2 separate regions of the Mus musculus genome follow, and region 2 is linked to region 1. Evidence: chromatin loops called from intact Hi-C (ENCODE). Cell type or tissue: left cerebral cortex. All regions are shown on one strand. Each heading gives the region's core, and the rest is flanking DNA. Links, peaks and the distances in the headings are about the cores only. Region 1 holds the start of Evx1 (even-skipped homeobox 1). Region 2 overlaps Skap2 (src family associated phosphoprotein 2).

The links. Hi-C counts contacts between places; a loop is a spot of excess contacts. Peaks named below come from ENCODE experiments on the same cell type or tissue, not always from the same donor. Only the 100,000 strongest peaks of a DNase experiment are listed, where the experiment ranks them.
Region 2: a loop joins it to region 1, with 9 times the contacts of the local background. A loop is called at or near these places in 5 of 42 quality-filtered maps.

Annotation. Positions count from the first base shown.
Region 1 is chr6:52,310,847-52,320,722 of GRCm38, reverse strand. It overlaps Evx1 (even-skipped homeobox 1), which reads right to left and starts at 7,225. Exons shown (of 3, transcript NM_007966.4): 1 at 6,452-7,225; 2 at 4,729-4,985; 3 at 2,345-4,190. The coding sequence starts at 6,878. The coding sequence ends at 3,624. It overlaps Evx1os (even skipped homeotic gene 1, opposite strand), which reads left to right and starts at 5,891. Exons shown (of 4, transcript NR_038163.1): 1 at 5,891-5,952; 2 at 7,153-7,419; 3 at 7,893-7,970; 4 at 9,826-9,876. In left cerebral cortex, for the core only: no CTCF peak of the experiment used is centred there; a DNase peak (open chromatin) is centred at 8,000.
Region 2 is chr6:52,000,439-52,010,314 of GRCm38, reverse strand. Skap2 (src family associated phosphoprotein 2) reads left to right here. Exons shown (of 13, transcript NM_018773.2): 2 at 6,560-6,665; 3 at 7,209-7,234. Among named protein-coding and RNA genes, the nearest start is that of Skap2, 7.2 kb to the left of the region's middle. In left cerebral cortex, for the core only: CTCF peaks have their summits at 1,045 (motif pointing left), 1,328 (motif pointing left) and 7,380 (motif pointing left); DNase peaks (open chromatin) are centred at 4,267 and 7,391.

The sequences.
Region 1 (9,876 bases), core at 1,346-9,345:
AGAAAGAAAGAAAGAAAGAAAGAAAGAAAGAAAGAAAGAAAGAAAGAAAGAAAGAAACTCTTCCCACTTGGAGTATGCCATCCGTCTGGGCATCTTCCACAACTGTCCACTGTGACACCCATCCTCTCCCGGAGGACATATGGCAGCGGGTGTTTCCTCGTTTGGAGAATAATAGAAGCAACGGAGCAGGAGAAGTCTGGAGAACAAAGGAATCTTTTAAACTTTCATGAAAGCATTGTGGATGGAGGAGACATACTTTGGGGACCCAAAGCATCCATTTGGGGTGACTGTCTAGGACTGTGTCCTTTGGGTAACACGTGTGTGATGGATCTCTTTTTCCTGCTGCCTTTTTCCTGTGGAGGATCCCATGTCTAGTGAGTCCTTACAGATTTAGAGCCTAGGAAGGTGGTTCTGTATGGTGAAAAGCCACCAATAGGACAGAGGGTGAGATCAAACTGCGAAGTCCCCACCCCCACCCCAAATAGGGGTAAGGCTGGGAGAACTAAGTGATTTGCTATGTAACTGGGTAATTTAATGCCAGAGTTAGGGAACTGCTGGCCGGAATCATTTCGTCTCCGAGGCTCTGGCGAGCTCATCCGCTTTATCCTGTTGTTTAAAATGAGCATTATCCCAAACATATGCAATGCAATCAGTTTGGTCACACTTACAAGAACACGCTTTAATAAGGCAATCAATCACATGTTAACAAGCCAGCGACGGCCGGGGCTTTGCGCACACTTGGTCTGCAGAGTCTTGCAGCTCTAGGCAGACCCAAGCTGAGCACTGGACCTTGTTTTCAGACCTGCAGGTTCTGCCAGGACTCAGAAGCTGCAGGGGAAACTAAAATGTGAAACGCTGTTGAACCCAGATCTTGGGCTCAGAGTCCCAAAGCCCAGTGTGTGTTATGTGTTAGGGGAGGAAGAATCAAGAACCTGAAACTCATAGGTGCATCCTAGTCACCGTTTGCTGTGCACAGCTCAGAGCTTCAGGCAAAATGGGACCTTGCCAGAGTTCAGTTAAGACAAGAGACTCAGAAGTTTAAAAAGAAACAAAACCAAAAACAATCCCACGTTAGGCCTCTTGCCTGGTCTGCCTTATCTGTTCTACAGTCCGAACTTGAAGCTAGAGACGGACAGTACCTTCATAGTCAAGTCTGCTCTCCCAACCAACGTGAGGCATGTCAAGCCAGATGGCATGGCCTGGTGCAGGCACGCTAAGCTGGGGGGGGGGGGGGGGCTCATAGAGTGAGAAGTGGTGCCTACTGCCAAACCGCAAACCTTGGCAAAAGGGAAATTTCATTATGAAGTAATGAGTAATTCCTCCTGGCAAGATGTATTGTTATATCTTCCACTTCAATTTGGAGGAAGAGAGGCTCAATTACCCAGAAAATACAGTCAATTAAAGGCTGCTGATTGGACACGAGGCCGGATCATCGATCTTGTACTTTCCAATATCGCTGCAGACACCTCATTTTCCCTCCCTATTAACTGAAAATACGCCTGGCATTAAGGCAACCCGCAGCCCATTTACCTGTCGCAAGCAATCTCTGCCCGATGTGGAGCAACTGCAAAATTTGCTGGGATTTGGCACTGGGGAGCCCCTGGCTTCAGAGGGAACTTCGAGGGCCTGGGGGCAGGAAAGAGTGGGAGCACAGTTGCTGGGTAGAAGGTTCCACGCGGGGCCACAGTATACAAGAAGGCAGAGGGCATTTGTGGAGTTCCCACTGCCCAGCAGAGAACCCTCCCTGCTAGGCAACCCAAACCTTCCTAGCTTCCCAGAAGGCTACTGGGCTGGGATTTCAGAACGAGGCACTCTTGAGTAGGTCGGGGAAGTGCTATGTAGTGCCAGAATTCCATCCTCCAGGTAGGACCATCCCAACCCTCATCCAGCCACTTCTTTCTATGCATGGATGGAGGCCTGACTCCACCAGCAAACACTGCTCTCTGGAATGGTCCAGCACCTGTCATTACTACTTATCTCATCAGGCTCATCATGGAGGAAGGACTAAAGGAGATGGCAGCCCTGAAGTCCCCTATTGGAGCAACTGAAGGATTCATCCATTAGAGGGATGAGCCCTAGGCAAACTGAACACTTTAGGGGGCCAATCTACCTATGGCAAGTCCTAGATACTCCCAGAACTAACCAAGCCTACACCCCAGTCATCTGGAAGACAGACTTCTACTTTCCTGCAGTGTTTGTTTGGATCCTGCCAATGCCCAACAGGGACTTAGGAGACCCCTCCCTCTGTGAGTCCATCTCCTTTATTCTGTCCCTATACATGCCCACGGTAGCTAAATTAGCAATTCAAAAATAGCAACAAAACAAAACAAAACTTATGCTTAAATGCTAAAGTAAGAATCATGTTCAGCTTTTATTGCAATATGGTTAACAAATCATAACAGCAAATTCTTTGGGCTGCAAAGGAAAACCCCAAACCAAACCAAATTCATTCCCTGCAGGAAGGACCACTTCCTCCCAGTGGAGGGAAGCCTGCATTGGATGATTGAAGTTGTCCTTTTCCTCAAACACTGGCTATAAGGATGAGTACAGGAGTTCCTAAGTGGCTCCCCAATAAACCCCAGTGAAGGGGAGAGACAGGGTCCTCCAGAGGCGCTGAAGGTTTGTACTGGCAGCTGAAAGCCAAGGCCCTGTGGCAATTTGGGGAGACAATGAGAGAAGAATGTAAGAAGTCTCCGTTCCCTAAGCTCTTCCCAGGGCGCCTTGTTAGACCGGCTCAGCAGCTCCGGGCTTGGTGGCCCAGCAGAGTGGTGATCATTATTATACATACATTCAACATTCAAAAACCCCTCCTCACCCATCACTTGCTAATCAGGCTGTGTGCTGGGTTAAGGGAGAAGAGGTTCGCCCCACAGAAGCTGCCTAGGGACCCTGGAGCCCCTGCCCCTTCCCTGCCAATGTCAAACCGGAAGGGAGAAGGCTGGAGCTGCACAGGTCGGGTCGTGAGATGTCACAAAGCCAGAAATAGGGAAAGAAGTCAGTGGCTGGTAGAGGGTACCACTCCCCAGATGCTGTGTAGTTGAGGCCCTGGGAAGGTGAGCCGGCTCCCAGGTTCCTCGCCAAGTGGCAAGCATCTCCCTAGCAGTAAATCATCTCTCCCCTAAATGGCTGGGATGTTGCCATCAACAAGCCCCCTGCCATGCGTTGGAAAAGCTGGTGAAGATTAATTTCTACCTGCTCTGCATACACAGCATTTTGTTCCAAGAAACAGCGAGTTCCCTTCGCAGCTCTTGCCCTTGACAGGAGAGTGGGGGCCCAGTTGAAGGGTACGAGGGGCTTGGGAGTGGGTTGTTCCCGGGTAGCTGTTGAACCAAGGCCTCGACCTCTGATAGAGTGGTGGTTTCGGTGGAGAATGGCAAGGCCTGGCCACCCCAGGGGACGCTTTCCCACCCCATTCCTGCTCCTAAGCAGCCAATGTCGCTTCTGGGGCTCCTGGATCCTCTAGGCGGAGTCCTTTATGGTGTCCCCCCCCCCACCTCCACCTCCTTTCCCCTGTGCATCTGAGAAGAGAGGTGACAGGTGGGATGCTGGAGGAGCCCCGAAGGCTCCCCCGACCTCCACCCCACGACGTCCATCCTGCAGTCGGCAGCCCCGAGGGCGCCCCCTTATCTGGTGAGGGGCACCTCCTCTCTCTGGTCCAACGCCGCCACGGAGGAGGCCTTGCTGAGCACAGAGGGGGCGAACGTGAGGAAGGAGTCCGAGCGGGAGGTGGAGGCACAAGTGAAGTCTGAGGCGGCGGCAGCGGCGGCGGCCCTGGGCGCCAGCCCGTTGGCCGGGCCGCTGTGGCAGGCGAGGCAGGAGCAGGGCCCGGCGGCAGCGGCGGCGGCGGCCGAGGCGCCGAGTCCGTGCGCCGGGCCGGGATAGAGCGGCGGGTGGCGGAAGGCGCACAGCAGTTCGGGCCGTGGGTAGGGCTGCGAGAGCACGCGGAAGGTGTCGAGCGGGCGCAGGGGGCCGCTGAAGGGCGAGGCGGCGGCCGAGGCGGCGGACGCGGCGCCCAGGCCCACGGGCGAGTAGTAGGGCAGGGGCAGGTGCGACGGGAAGGGGTAGGGCAGGCCGCCCGCGGCCGCCGCGTGGCTCATCATGTAGGTGTAGAAGGCAGGGTCGGCCGGGTGCGGCCACGTCATGGCCAGCCGCTGACGCTTGTCCTTCATGCGCCGGTTCTGAAACCACACCTGAGGAGAGGAAGAGGAGCGCCTTGGAGGGCTGCGCCAGGCCCAGGCCCATGGCTGGGGGTGGGTGGGGTGCGAGGGCCATGCTCGCAGTGAGGGGGGCTGGGGAGTGGGGGGAGAGTCAAAAGCAACTCCAGCTGACAAGGGCAGGCCACCAACCCAGATGGAAACCCTCGGGAGCAGGACTGGGCAGCCGCTCAGCCTGCCCACCGGGCTTAGCATCACAAGCTGGAGTGAGGGTACTAAGAGGAAGGCCTGCCTCAATGGATCTGGGGAGGCAAAAGACATTTTCCCATAGATTTAGGGCTCCCTGTTCTTTGGGGACACTGTCACTTGCAGTCACCTGTCTCCGTAGTCTGTTTGCCTAGGAAAAGGACGGGAATCTTGGCAGCAGTGGCTGACTATGGACTGTCAGAGGGAAATTCTGAGTGTACCAGATTGGAGAGTCCAGGCCCAGACGATTCAGCTGCAGTAGACCGTTGACATCTCCTTCCTACTAACCTAGGTACATAGCCACCTCGAGGATCCTAGCCCAGCCTACCTTGATGGTAGTTTCAGGAAGGTTTAAGGCTGCTGCCAGTTCGCATCTCCGCGGTCTTGAAACGTAGTTCTCCCTGTAGAACTCTTTCTCCAGCCTTGCAATCTGCTCCCGGGTAAAGGCCGTGCGGTATCGGCGCATCTGGTCACTGGCGCTGCAGGCCAGGGTGCCTTGAGAGCCGCTGCCGCCGCTGCCACCGTTACTCTTGGGGGCCTCGCTGCCACTGGTAGGACTGCTACCCAGAGCATCGGAGCCTGGCGCTGCACAGGAGCCCAGAGCACACAGGTGCACATACAGAGACACAACACAAATACACAAACAAATGCTGACTTCAGGCTGGAGGAGGGGCATTAGAAGGAGAACCCCTTAGCTTCCTCAGTCACTGATTCTGCTGGGGCTCTGGAAGCTTCACCGGAGAGGTCTTGACACAGAAAAGGTTTGGGGCAGGCTTAAAGTGGCTGTTTGGAAGACCTGGACCTAAGGCATACTGGGTCTAAAGGCTTCCCTTCCGCTTGCCCCTGGGTGCAGCAAAGGGCATATCCCCTGAACTCTCTGCTTGTGTTGGTAGGGATGGGTAAGGATGTGCCGGAACACTGAATTCTTGAGGTTAATGTATTGTAGCTTGTTGGACATACAGTGAGCTTCCTCGATCTTGTGTGTGTGTGCACCAGTATGCCAGTACCAGGTGTGGGGATGTGTGTTGGGTTGCACCTATTGCAGGAGTGGTATATTTTGAGTATGGGTTGTGAGGACATGGTATGGTAGAGAAGCTGGGTTAGATAGATGATAAGATGATAGGAGATGGAGGTGGATACTTAACAAGGTGGTGTTGGCTGCCTAGGCCTAGAGGTAGAGGCAAGCCTTTCCCACCCATTCCCATGGTTTTGTGGAGGTGTGTCTGCTGATGGGCTTCCAGTCTTTCATTCCTAGGAGTGGATATTGTTGGTATAGAGAGACTCCCTTCTGAGCTATCCACCCCCACTCCCATTAGCCCCTGGTGAGAAGGAGCAGTGTAATTAAAGTACCAACCCCTTAGACCCACCCCAGAGGAGGGTGGGGCTCCAGCCCCCCTGCAGCTGCTTTTCCTTTGGGTGGAGAAGTGAGACTGAGGGAAAGAGGGAGGGGGAGGGCCCAATCCCCGCCTTTTCAAATGCAACCGGAGACCAAAGGCAATTAGACCATTGGGACCATTTCCGACCTGGCGCCGCCAGCCCGGGAAGTGACAAGGTAATTTGGACCTCTGACCGACGTGCAAACTGGTCGGAGGGCTGCAGCCCTCCGGAGACCAGAGTCCGCCACGATTTTACGGTCCTTTATATTCTCCGGGCTTCCGCGCCTCCTTGTGCCTTGCTCCCCTCCAGTCAAACTGCCCGGACAACCGTTTGATCTTGCCCTACCCGACGGATGTGTCTTTCCGTCTTAGCTGAATCATTCCCACAAAACTCGGGGGTTGGGAGGTTGGGGTGCGTTTTGGACCCCTCAAGTCAAGACTTGTGCCAACGCTGACATTCGTCCAGGCACAACTGTCACTCTAATGGGATAACACGAGAGCCCTCACACACACTAAGGTGCAGAGAGCAAAAGAGTTGTTCAGGTGCCCCCGCCCCACTCACCCAACCCCCAGCCATCCTGCCCCAAGGGAAAGGAGCATCTTGCACCTGGCCTGAGATGAAGGGAACTGTGGGTGGAGTGGGCGGACCGGGGAGCGGAGGGGCAAGGTGGCTACCTTTGCTGTGCTGGTACTCGGCGTTCCCGGTGGCGCAGTCTGGGGTGCAGCTCACCTCGATTTCTTCATAGAAATCCGATTCGGTGTCTGAGCTACTAGGTTGCCCTTGGCCAGAGAGGCTGTCCGCGGAGGGGACTGGGGGTCCCGGGCCAAGCATGGCCGCTCCAGCAGACCGTGGCTCGGCGCCCAGCCCTGCAGCACTGCCTGCTAGTCCATCGACCGGCTCCTCCTCCTGGCCTCCCCCGCCACGCTCCCGGGAAGTCGGAGGGCCGGCTCGCGGGCTCAGGCAACCGTGGGGCACCATCTTCTCTGGCGGTTCAGGCAGCGGGCTGCTCACGGCTTCGGACAAATTAGAGACCCTCTTACCAACCAGAGTGCCAAGCTGACCCCCATCCAGAAACATAACCATGTCCTTTCGGCTCTCCATCCCCGGACTCTCCAGAGGGGGGGAGGGGGAAAACCCCCAAGTAAGCTCCTAATCCCAGGCTCCCTGGGATCTTGGCTGAGAAGAGGAGCTAAGGCGACAAGGCAGGCGCCGGGTAGCCCCAGCGCCGTGTCGACGGCGACCGCGGAGATGGCAGTGGGGAGCTAGGGTCACCTTGTGATGCGAGCGCTCCTCTGTGCCGCACCGCCTCTGGGAGGAAGCCCCATTGCCCTCTTCTTTCTAAGCTGTCATCCTCCTGCTGCAATCGTCATTACAGTACCGCTGGTGACGCCACTCGGCGAACGCAAGTGGATAAATAGAAACGTCTGCCACAGTGAAGATGAAAGGAGACCCGCAGCTAATGGCTCGGCAGTGATGCGCCAGGTGTGGGCCTCGCTCGAATGGGGAGGAGAGTGTGAAAACAGAGAGACACACACACTGGGAAAGGGAGACACCCAGACACAGAGGATGCAAATGGAATTCCGCACACAGAAAAGGGAGCGCTTAAGGCGCGCAGCGAGTTCCACAGGGGCAACAGGACTTGGTAATTGAAAAATGCTTTTGAAATTTTATTTTATTGTTGTTTTGACTTCTGTTTTCTTAACCTGGTGTCTAGATCTAATACTAATGAAAGAATCCATAGCTACTCTTTGGAAGCTGTTTACAAACCCAGGTTTTCTGAGTATTAATACAACCGCTTGTCTTTTTTTTTTTTTTTTTTTTTTTAACCAGCTACTGAAAAGGTACCCTCCACCTCAGTTGTCTGGGGAGCTTGAGCCTAAAGTACCCGTTCCTCCCTCATCTCCCCAACCCCATCTGTCTCCCTCCTAAGAACCAAACTTTATTTTCATCCCCTAACAGCCAAAAGATATCGTTTTCCCCTTTGAGAACCGGCCTTGTGTGCTAACACAGTGTTCCTCGATTTTAGAAGAAGAAGAAAAATCTCTCCCCACCCAGATCACCTGGCTAAAATTCGAAGTGTTCAATGAGTTGTTGTTGTTAATTATCTCTATCTAGATGGCCTGATTTGAATTTGGATTGGCTCTTCATAGAAGAAAACATCTTTTGGTTTGGCTTATCTCCGGGCTATTTCAGGTATGTCGGTTAGGGAAAGGGTCTAAGATTGGCCTTTCTTTTTCTGTCTGTATTTTAGGTATTTCTACAGAGTCAACGAATTCTGCCACAAACGGCGTGTTCTAATGAAAAGGAGCTGGCAATCCGGCCCCCTGCTCTGGTAGTACGGAAGGAGCCCAGGTAGAAGGTGCTGGCCTTCTCTGATGGTTTTAGGGCAGCTGTGGGTAGATTGTGTGGCAAAGAGTATCAGCAGGGTTTGAGCTTGCAGGGTCCTCTCCTGGGCTCTACCCAAAAGAGATTTTCTGTGTCCAAAGCTAGAGGTAGGAGAGAAAGTTGTTGAAATGTCATGGGGAAAACAAAAAACAAAAACAAAAAACAAAAACAGGCAGTAGGCGGGGTGAAGGGACTAGGCTAATCCTCTGAGGAGGTGAAGGTCTGGACCTGTGGAATTCTGGGACTTGGTGTTTGGGAGAAGGAGTAGAAGAATCTCCTGCGGAGCCTGGCAGGTGGGCCAGATTGAGGGGCAGAGGTGAGCACCCTCCGAGTTTAGCTCCTCCATCCCCCTCTCTGGCTCCCCCTGCAATATTTTCCACTAGTGAGCAGCCTGCCCTCTTAGCTGAAGAAGCGGGGGGTGGGGATAAAAACTCCTGTGTCCCAAGGCAAAGCCCCAGCTTCTAAGAAAGTTCCTGTGATTCCCTCATTGTCCTCTGTCTCCTACCCTTTTCTCAGTTTCTCTCTACCCTTCCCTCAATCTGGCTGATTTAGGATTATGGAAATAATGGAGGAAGCCAGAGGTTTAGGAAAACGACTCTGGCTTTCCATTTCTCTCCTGATGCAGCAAATGTTTGTTAATCTTGCCTGGGGAACAAGGGCAGATGACAAGAAGGGTGGTATCCAAGCAAATGTGTCCACTCCCTATTAACCCCCAAAGCCAGCAGTTGCTGAACACTGCCAGCCCAGAAATCTAGAGAAAGATTTCAGAGGCCAAGGCAGAGATGGGGTCAAGGGGATAGTGAGTTCTCGGATCTTCTCCTGCCCTGAGGAGATATCCACCAATTCTGGCTTGTCCTGGCTTTCTCACTCCAGCCAGAGTCTGCTTGGTCTCTCTGTTCTCTAGACTCCTGAATCTGTCTCAGGGCTGCTGCTGCTGCTGCATCTTCTGGGGCTGGGCCTGTGAGACACCCACTCTCCCAGCCCCCCCCCCCCCCCCCCATGAACTAGCCACTACTTCACTGCCCTCCCTCTCAGAGGGAGGCTGGTCTGACTTCCCTGCCCCGCCCCCAGCTTTGCATTCAATGGGAATGTTCAACGTTTGATCCCCTTTTACTCAGCATTTTCCCTAGAGATGAAAGCAGAACAGAATTGTGAGATCAAGGGGTGCCATTTAGTCTCCTTCCTGGGTCAGTCGGATGGAGCCAGGCTTTCCTTACATCTCCAGGAGGGGCCTCAGACTCTCTGAAGGCTGCAGCCTCCTGTCTGCTCCAGATCTGAGCTTCATGAAAATCCCTTCTCAGCCCACCCCCAGTCCCAAATTCCTCCCCAGACCCCAGCATAGCTTTTTAAAGCAGCCTCCATCTACTTAGCATCCTAGTTTTGAGGTCCCTACTTGAACCTCTCCCTACCTATGCCGATGCTTAAAGAGAAAAAAAAAAAAAAAAGAAAAGAAAGAAATCCAACTAAATGTCACTTCTAATATCAGCAATTGGCCGACTTCAAATGAAGGGAGTAGAATTTTTCACTGCAGATGAAAAGAGAGTGCTGGAGAAAGACACGGTTTGGGGGTTTTTGTTCTGTTTTGTCTTGGGTTGTTACTGTTTTTGTTTTTCTTCCTGCTTGGGAAGTGTGTTTTAATCTTCACTATCGTTGTATTATGAAGGTTATTTACTGAGCAGCGGAAGAAGGAAGGAAATTTCTAATAGCGCGTGAA
Region 2 (9,876 bases), core at 874-8,873, 310 kb after region 1:
CGTTCTTTTTTAAATTGAAGAAGAGATATGGATCCTGGTAGCTGTAAGCAGTCAAGGCTCTTAAAATGCATGGCACAGTGTGAATTAGTTAGAAACCAACCTTTACAGGAGTTTCAAGTCCTTTGCTTTTACAAGAAAGAAAATAATCTCACTTTATGTTTCCTATGCTCGTCATGTAAATCATCAGATGCCACACAAGTGTTTGCTGAGATAGGTGCTCAAATTTATGGTTTTTTGTAATCATGATTTTTCTTTGTCATTGTTTGGCTTTTTGATTACAGTAGCTTTTCACTACCATTTCAATATTTGTCCTCTTTTCATGCCTTTCCTTTAAAAAAGTAACTGAATGGAAATGCAAAAATAAAGTTACTACTCCCAACTCTTAGTTAGTAATATCCTTGAAAGAATGACAGTATAATAGTTTGAACAGTTATATTTTTTATGGAATCAATGTACTAAAAATTAAATGCCTTTATTTTTTTAAAAAATAAATGTTAAATTATTCCTTTTTAGTACAGTTTATATAAAATTTTGTTGAATCAACCTTTGACACCCCCCACTCTCAAACAATGAAAGAACAGGTTTATCCTGGATAATTCAAACCAAAGGATAGCCCCAAGCCTTGGCCATTTAATCTTACCTTATACCCAAATATTTTGACTAGAACTAATAGCAAGCATGGCCTTGATTTATGTGGGCGCTCCTCTGGCAGGCAGAAGGTGAACAGCCCTGGGAGTGCTGCCTGCTGCCTGCAGCGCTTGCTGGTCTAATCACCCTGGAAGGACGGGGCTGCTAGGAGTTCGCAATCAGATATTTGCACTCATTTTCATCCATTCATATCATATCAACAGATTTTAAGCGGGAAGTGTTACCTTTTTAATAAATTAGAAAATGAAACCACTGTTAGAAGAAAATAACCGTTGGGGCACTGAAAAATTAAAACCAAATTGAACAAGCCATAAGAAAGTGACTATATGGTTTTAGCAAGGTGACCTTGAGATTTGTTCAGATGGCAGTTTTGGTTAGAAATATTGCCTTTTCCCCCTACTGGGGATTTCCAGGACATTTTTTTTTTTTTCCTTTCACCTCCTTCACACAGTGTAATAGATCACACTGTTTGGGGCATTTGATAAAGAATGCAATTCAGTTGAAACCAAGGTAGGGTTTTTCAATGCCAAGTGCACTATGGCTTGTTTCTCACCTTTCCAATTCCTGTTTATAATTTGGTCACCACTTTAGCTTTATTTTCCTTGTAAGAATTATTTATGGTATATCTGGTGTTCATAGCTTCCTCCTGGAGCCCTGGCTGAGTATGCAAAGGGAAGAGTGCCACCTACTGAGTCACCAGTAGCCACCTTCTTCTAAGTACCTGGATTATCACAGAGCCAGGACAAGCCTCCCTATTTTGGCAGCAGCAACTAATGAGGATCAAGTCGATAAGAGAACATTGGGTCTGGAAGTGAGATCAACCTACGGCACCTCTAAGAGCCTTCCTTCTACAAATACGGATATGCATTTGCAAATCAAGGGTCCAGATGTTATAGAGATTTTGTCTGGGTCAAATAGTATCTGTAAATGAAGAAGTAGCATTAGGAAAATTACTTATCTATTTACTTAAGGGTAAAACACCTTCTTTTCTTGTTGGGGGCTATGTTAGCATGGCTTTCCAGTGAAAGTATTTTTCCTTGGATTACTAAGTAAGGCTCTTGAAAGTATGTGCATTTTAAATTGTTAATGTAATCTTAATCAGCATTAGTTTCTTTCAAAACATCTAACTGTACTAAAAAATGAACTTTCCGACTATGTTTATCTCTGCTGATTCTCGCCTTGAAGTGCTTGTAGAGAGAAGGTAAGGACACAAGAGGAGGGAAAGGCTCTGGTGGTTTGAAACACAGTTCAGTTGTTGCCCATAAATTGAATATTAAGTGTCATATATGGGTGATAAAAGTGGCACAGGCTAGGTTTTATATCCTCATTATTTATTTAGTTTGTCCTTTTCAATTAAAGCCAAGTCTATCTTTTTCATCCTACTGAGCTTACGTTTCTCTTCCAATCACACTCTGAACACATTACATTAGGTGCTACCCAGTGGTGGGTGGGAATAGTGTAAATCTCAGACGCTGTGTTACTCACTGTGGTTTCTTTGAAGTGTGTGGTGAAAAGATTTTGATTAGATAAACCTAAAGAGGGTGAAAGATGGCCAGGCTTCTCTTTCAACAGCCCAGCCTTTTATCATAATAAACCATTTAGCTTGTATCGCCAGTTTTGAGAATTTTGTAGCAGACTGGATTATAAAACTCAGATTTGCTTCACCCCTTGCACTCGGTGATCTGTGCTTCTTCATGTCTCTTGTCATGTTTAAAAGTCCACAGTTCAGCAGTAACATGCGAAAGTGCAAGGTAATTCAGGGGAAGGCATTGGCTAGAACAATCAATAAATTTTCAATTAGCCAGTTTCCAACTTTGGGTGTTTTGCTCCATTGATCTGCATGTGCCCGGCTGAATTGATTTTTATATTTTCCTCAGTAGCTGTTTGGTCAGACCATTCATTCCCTGTTTTAACAGAAAGTGTGATTCTGTTCTGATGGCAGCTGAAAGTGTAGGCTTTAAGTTAACACATTAAGTTGGGGTGACTGACAGCTCATTGAACAAAGTAAAATCTGGTTCCCACCATAAAGTAGGGAGACATGTGGGGTTAAATAGTAAAGCCATCTGGGGGACCAGGGTTGGTCTTTACAGTTATTTTATTGATGTGAGACTCAGCAAACGGTGGCTCCCCCCAGCCAGTTCTTGCTTTCTCCTTTAGGCAGATTCAGGTCAGCACAGAGGTGTGTGTGTGTGTTAGGTAGAGAGAAGAGGGAGGTTGCCTTGTTCTCACCTCCAGGCTGCAGGTCTTCTAGGCTGTTCCAGAGTAGGGGTTTGTGAGGACAGGTGCTGAATTCTGACTGCCTCGTGGAGGAGTTTATCATTGGAAGACTTTTGTTCCTGTACCTTTTTACTGTTGGATTACCATGGAAGATGGTTTTAAAAAAAAGTGTGTGTGAGTGTGTGTGTGTGTGAGTGTGTGTGTGTGTGAGTGTGATACTTGTCCTCACTCAGTCTAAAGGAAGGCAGGGTGGCAGTTTTTCTAGGGGTTCACGTGTATAAAGAAAAAGAAAACAGAAAGGAGACTCAGTGGGCAGGGTGTTTAAGTGCTCACTTCTCAGGGGTCAGTTGTCTGCTGAGTGATTCTCTGATGTAGCTGCACAAGGATTGCTGGGCTCTCAGAACACGTCATCTTTTCATTGTGTTTTCAGACCTTAACATTTATGGACAAAGCAGTTGTAAATCTGATCTGTCAGCTGCCTTGCCCCAGACTTTTACAGCTGTTCCCACTGGATGGCTTACTCTTGACAAAGTTAAGGTGTAACAGGAGCAAAAACTTACCACCCCGTTTACTGTGACCGAGATAACTTTTTCCTGTGGCTACCTTGCAGTTGATGCCCATGGGAGTGGAGGTGATGCTTCCGTTAGATGCAGGCTGTGTGACCTGCGGCCTTTGATGGTGCCCCATCGGTCTTTTGCGTTGGTGGCACCCTCTTTTCCAGGCCTTATTGGCATAAGCCCAGTAGCCGCCTCCCACCCCTCAATCCCGCTCTTTCGTGGCTGGCGCCCGTGGGTAAAATAAAACCTCTCTTTCGGAGAAAAAGGGAGTCTCAGTCCCTGGGCTTAGGGGCCAGCCTGCGCAGGCTGACCTTTTCCTGTAGTCAAATTACCAGTTCCCCGGAATTACAGAAAGGAGTCAGGGAAATCTACATATGAACAGGAGGACACGACCTCTAAAGGAAGGTAAAAAAGGGCCATGGCGGCTTGCTAGCTCACCGCGGCAGGCTATTTCACCATTTGCAGGGCTATTTAGAGCACAATAAAAAGCTTCAAATCTCTTTTCCAACCAGCCAGAGGAGCGCTTGATTTACCCAAGAGTTTTATTGCTGCCTTTTGAAATATTACTCTGGCTTTGAGGTACAAAGCCACAGATCCAGCCCCATTTGTCTAGCGTGGCTGTCCCAAACTCAGCTGCTCTGTGCCCAGCTCTCTGTTCCCAGCTACGTGGACAAGAGCCGGAGGTTTAAGGCAGGCTGGATTTGGGCTGGTTTCTGGGGGGCAAGGCTGGGGCACCCCAGGACAGCCTGGTCCGTGATCCCTGTTCCAGGGCTGGCAAAAGCGCCAGGGAGAAAAGTCGGCAAGCTGCGCAGTACCGCTATTGCTGCCAGCGCAGGCTGGCGTACTTCATCCGTTAGATCTGACTCACTGTATATTTTAAGACTTCAAAAGCTTAAATACCAACCAAGTCTATTGGCAACCAACAATCCAGATTATTGCAGCTTTTCCCAGCTAAAATTCTCGTTAAACACCACCCCCAGCAAAGCAGTTTGTTCCCTGTATCCTTCTGGAGAATTATCGAGAAAGCCAATGTTTGGAAAACTCGTCCTAACAGTAAAGCATTTTCTAGGAAAAAGCTTGGGAATAAATATATTAAACGTGTCGCTTTAAAAGTATAGACCTTTTCCATACCTAGGCCTCCCCTTGAGAAATTCGGGTTTTTCCTGCACTTTTTCAAAAAAACGTTTTCTCAAAATAGAGGGATGGGGTCCCATTTTCCAGACACATTGGGTAGGCTTTTAGGAAACAGCAAGTTGAACATGCAGCGTCTTTGTGGTGGTTTTCTGAGTTTTTATAAAACTGAAATGACCTTTTAAAGAAATAACTCGTGGGCAGTAATTTGTTCTGTTATTGCTTACGGAGATAGAAAATAGATCCTGTTTGTTTAAACTGGGATTGCATAATGAAAATGTAAAATAGGCAATTAAATACTCGTGGAAGAGGGAATTAAAGACAAACATTGAATGAAAATAACATTAAGCCGACTGTTCACCAGTCTATGTGTCTGTGAGTCTTGCAAGTATAGGGTGGGTTGGGGAGGGCTCGCTGCAGTAGCCTGCTACTTCTTGTCCACTTTTAAAAAGTTACTGTATGGATGGATACTAGGGAAGCCAATGATCTCTTTCAGCTACAGTCGGCTTGTCCAGAGGTGGCCTGCTCCTACTCCTGTGGGTAGAAGCTGCTGCTTCAAGTTTTACTCTTTTGAACCCACATGAGAATTTGTCCCAGGTCTGCTGACCTCTGCCTCTGCCTCTGCCTCTTTCCTCCATATTTTAGGGGCCACAGAAGGAAAGAGGAGCCAGGACATTTTGCTTTCATTTCGTTTGATACTTACTTTTAACATATACTTGCTGTTAAGAGATTGTTTCATGTTTTAATCTTATTTTTTCCTTGTATTATTGGCTTAGCAAAAAAATATGCGTTTATTGTGAGTCTGTAACAGCTTCATCCATGTTCCTCATTGGAGCAAAATACTTTCTATAATCAGGAATTTAAAATTGATTAGATTCTAGGTTATATAGTAGGTTTTAAATGGTTAAATATGAATACAATTGAGATTATTGCACTTTTTAGTACTTATGTGTAATATTACATTTTGATCTTTTTATCACTGTAAGTTAGGAGACAAAGTCGTTAGGGAAAAAGAAAGTAAGTCACACATCTTTCTGGTGTGGGCTGTGGGTGATTTGTCTAACATTTTAATGTAATTCTCTAAGAGATATTTTAAAGTGAGCCATGAAATTCTGAAAATAAAATATGTGTCAGTAAGCTATCCAATATTTTATGAACAATAATAATGGATGTCTAGGAGTCAAAGCAGCAAAGACTTCGTGGAACTTTATAGGAGAGGAGTCAGCCAACACAATATTTAGGAGTTTACTGAAATTTCAGAAGAGGCTGTGGGAAATGTTATACAAAGCTATATTTGGACTCTGTATTTTTTCATAGTAGAAGAACCCATTTTTCTCACTTCTCTATTCAACTATGGTATTCCAGGTAGCTAAGAGCAGGGTGGGAAGCAAAGGACAACTGGGTGTCTTCTCACTTGAGGGTAGCCAGCATGGGTGGGGCAGGTAGCAAGGAGGAGGATAGTTTTTGAGAATCTTGATTAGGAAAAAAAGGGGATTAATTTTTTCTTCTAAGCATTAGATATTATGTGTTCCTGAAAATAGATGATACTGGGGAAAGCAAAGTGCTATCAGAGGCTTTTAGCTTATCTTTATAAAATGCTGTGACTGGTTCTTAGGGCAACTTAAAAAATAATTATAAAGCGACAGTAGCACGCGCATAAAAGCTTTCCGCTTGCTTTGCAGAAGAGAATTTGTGTTATGGGTCATGGTAGTTTATTAAAACTTGTGTGTTTCTTCCTAGTTTAATGATGTCAAACATCCGAATAGCATGTGCTGTGCTAAGCATGCGTACAATATACAGATTTTATTTAGCTAAGTGGTGAACTGATTTGTCCAACTTAGTTTTTTAACTGTACTTCAACTGCTATGCTTTGGACTGATAAATAACTACCATAGATTGCACAGATATTAACACTTAAGTGTAGAAACAATCACTGACCTATTTGTCTTCACACAGAAAGGTTCTTTTCTATAATTTGTATACTGTTTTTATATTTCATGGTTTAGATGTTGAAACATTTGTGGCAGACACACTGAAAGGAGAAAATTTATCCAAGAAAGCCAAGGAAAAGAGAGAATCTCTCATTAAGAAGATAAAAGATGTAAAGTCTGTGTAAGTCATTTGCCTTTTATTACTACTTGGAAATAACTCTGTAATTAATGTTTATTATGGAGTTAAGTTTTGTGTTCTGGTTTATTAATGTTAAGTACTTTTAAAGGACAGAATATATTTCCACTATAATATTTTCAAATGTAGATAATCCTTTTTGTTGATTATTATATATTTTTTTCTAAGTATGCTAGCAAAATGCTAAGCATTTATTTTGAACATCTGAGGACATATTTGGAAATTTTAATATCTATGTGGAAAATACCCCAGACTTTGAAAAAGAAAATCCTTTAAATGTTTAGTGCATTGATTAAGTAAACAAATAAATTAATAAAGATAATAAAGATATGTTCTATTATTAGGTCTTGATAAAAATTCTTTTTTTACATACTTAATTGTATGTATTATGACTCTGTAAGCCTTTAGGAATTGTCATTTCAGGACAGAAAATGTTTTTTTTTCTAGATGTATGTTTGTAATACAGAGTTTGGATTTGAAATATTGTTACTAATTAGACCTTGCCTTGATTTTTCTTTATTTTTGCAGCTATCTTCAGGAATTTCAAGACAAAGGTAAATTTCAAATCTTAAATAATTTTCTTTGGTGGAGATTTTGAAAAGGGTAGTCTCACCGTTCTGAAATTTTATAGTTGGAATCAAAATTTTAAGTTCCATGGTATGTGTTTAGACCTTCAAGATGAGAGTGCTAGCTCCCCCTGCTGAGAGGAATATTGAGAAACGGATCTAGAATTCTCTGTGTAGAATCCTAGTCTTAGGTCCTGTTTGTTAGCGGTAGGAATCGAAGTACAGGCATGCCCTTACAGCTCCGCCAGGGCTCAGCTGACCCCAGCGAGCTGTCACCTCTTGCCCTCTCACACAACAGGGATTGTCTTACGGGGTGCAGGTGCTTTGGGATTTTGTGGCATTGGAGATGGAACACAGGATTGTCACGTGCTAAGCAAGACACTCCCATGAGCTATAGGTCATGATTTTAAAGGATGGGTAAAAACTGGTACGAATTTTATTTGACAGGATAAATAAATGCCAATCTTTATTTTGGTTCTTTTGTTTGGAATAAATGTGTATTTTAGACGTTGTTAGAGATGGGCATTTGGTTTCATTGTTTTTGAGGTATGCGGTAGTGCTGGCGAGCTGACAGATTTCCTTTAGACTTGAGACACTTGCTCAGCACTGGAGCTTCCAGGTTCTTCACAGTTTGAGTCCTTTGAGAGGACCTGCACACTGTCCTTCTCTCTAAGGTGCTAATTCACTCTCATGGCCTTCAGCTTGTGAAGGTTAGTATGACGATAACAACGTGAGGTCCCCTAATCTGTGGAACTAGTTTCTAAGTCTGGACAAGAAAATAGTGTGGCACCTTCTAACTGGGTCCTAACATTAATCCCCCGTCTGAGCTGTCAGCAGTGAGAGGCCAGCCACAGCTTTTAGGACACCAAGTTCTTAGCCCCACACAGCCTCAGTTTCAAGGCAGTTAACAGTTTCTTTCACAGTCCCTTGTCAGGATCGGTGTGATCCAAGTGAGCTAAGAGAAGCTTTGCCATACTAAAATGCAGACAAGAGCAGGCAAAGTCTCCTCCTTCCTAGTCCTTGCAGTTGTGTGCCTCAGGGAGTCTTAAACTTGGCCTTAATCCTATTGCATTTACCTAGGTGAATGCACAAATGGGCTTATACATTTTGATGATGATTTTTTAAAAATATAATACATTATTTGTGAGGAAATAATAGATACCAGGTCTTACCTCTTCTTAAAAGGCGTATATTGTTGCACTGAGTATTTGCTGAACTCTCATTGTGGCTTAATTATTTGGACATTAAACAATTTTAAGCTAAGAAGGCATGGTAATGGGAAGCCATTGTATAATTGCAAGCTTTCCCTTTGGGATTCTGTTTTAGAACTTGTTCAGGTGTGTGGATATTAAAATTACATTACTGAGATACATTCTTTGTCTCCAAAGAGTATGGAAGTTTATACAGTATTTGATAGAAATTGAAAAATGAGCTTAGAATAAGAGTTCAAATAATGTGGAATTCAGAGATTTCCCCATAATCATTTGCCTCTGAATAAGTCATTTGCAGCTCAATACTGCTGAATTGAGTTAACTAATCACTGAGAGCGCCTGCACAAAGTAAGCCTGTGGATAAATTAGATGTATACCTTGGAGAAATATGAGAAGCTGAGTAATTTTATGCCATCACACCCTCACAATATATTTAGTTTTGTTCTAAAAAGACTATTTTCTAGCCTATTAGGACTAGTAAAGGACACAGATTTAATGGTTGCAAAGTGGTTACCCAGCATGCATCTTTTTTCAAAAGATCTCTACTCTGTGAGCATAGATTCCCCATTGAGTTTTGTCAAGTTGTAACTTTAGAATAATCATCAGTTGTTTATCTAAATGCCTTCATTTTTAGTAAAAAAAGGATTTGAATTTAGACAGAAAACAGTGAGCTTGGTATAGTCCCTGTTATTCATTAGAAACACTGCCTCTTCATAAGGTCCCCGTGACTCTGGAACTCTTGAGCAAGATGGGTAACTAATGCTACTATCATAGTTGCAATATATCCTGACACTGTCGGGTGCTCTCCTGAACCCTAACCCTGTAGGCTCCAGGTCTTTGTGTACTGGAATTATGTTATATGATAAAAAAAATTTTTTTTGAGACAGCATCCCTTTTTGTATTCTAGGCCAGCCTCTAGCTCAGGATTTTTCTGCCTCTGCCTCCCAAGAGCTGGGATCATGGATGTACACCATCCTACCCATAATACATAATTATTTTATAATTGTTCTCTGTCACAGTTCTCTTAAAGTGACTTAAAATAGTTATTTTTGCAGTTACCACATTACTATTTTTGTAAAGACTATTATTAATCATTAGCTAGAGTTTTCTAATACATATTAGGCTTACCACAAAGAGTTAAATTTTTACCTTGTATTAGTGTTAGTACTGATTTAGGTATTGCTTCCTTTATAGATTTATCAGAAGAAGGTAACGTAACACATAGTAGATATTCAGTAAGTCCTTCTCAGTGTATTTCTCTATTGTGACTTTATTGTTCAAGAGGATTGAAGTTAGTCTTGATTCAGAAGTTCAGTTTTGAAAGAAGTTTTTAGAAATGTCTAAGTCATTTAAAAAGTAGGTATTAAATGGTACACCATTTCAAGAGAATAAGTTTCAAATTTGTAGTTATTGGAATCT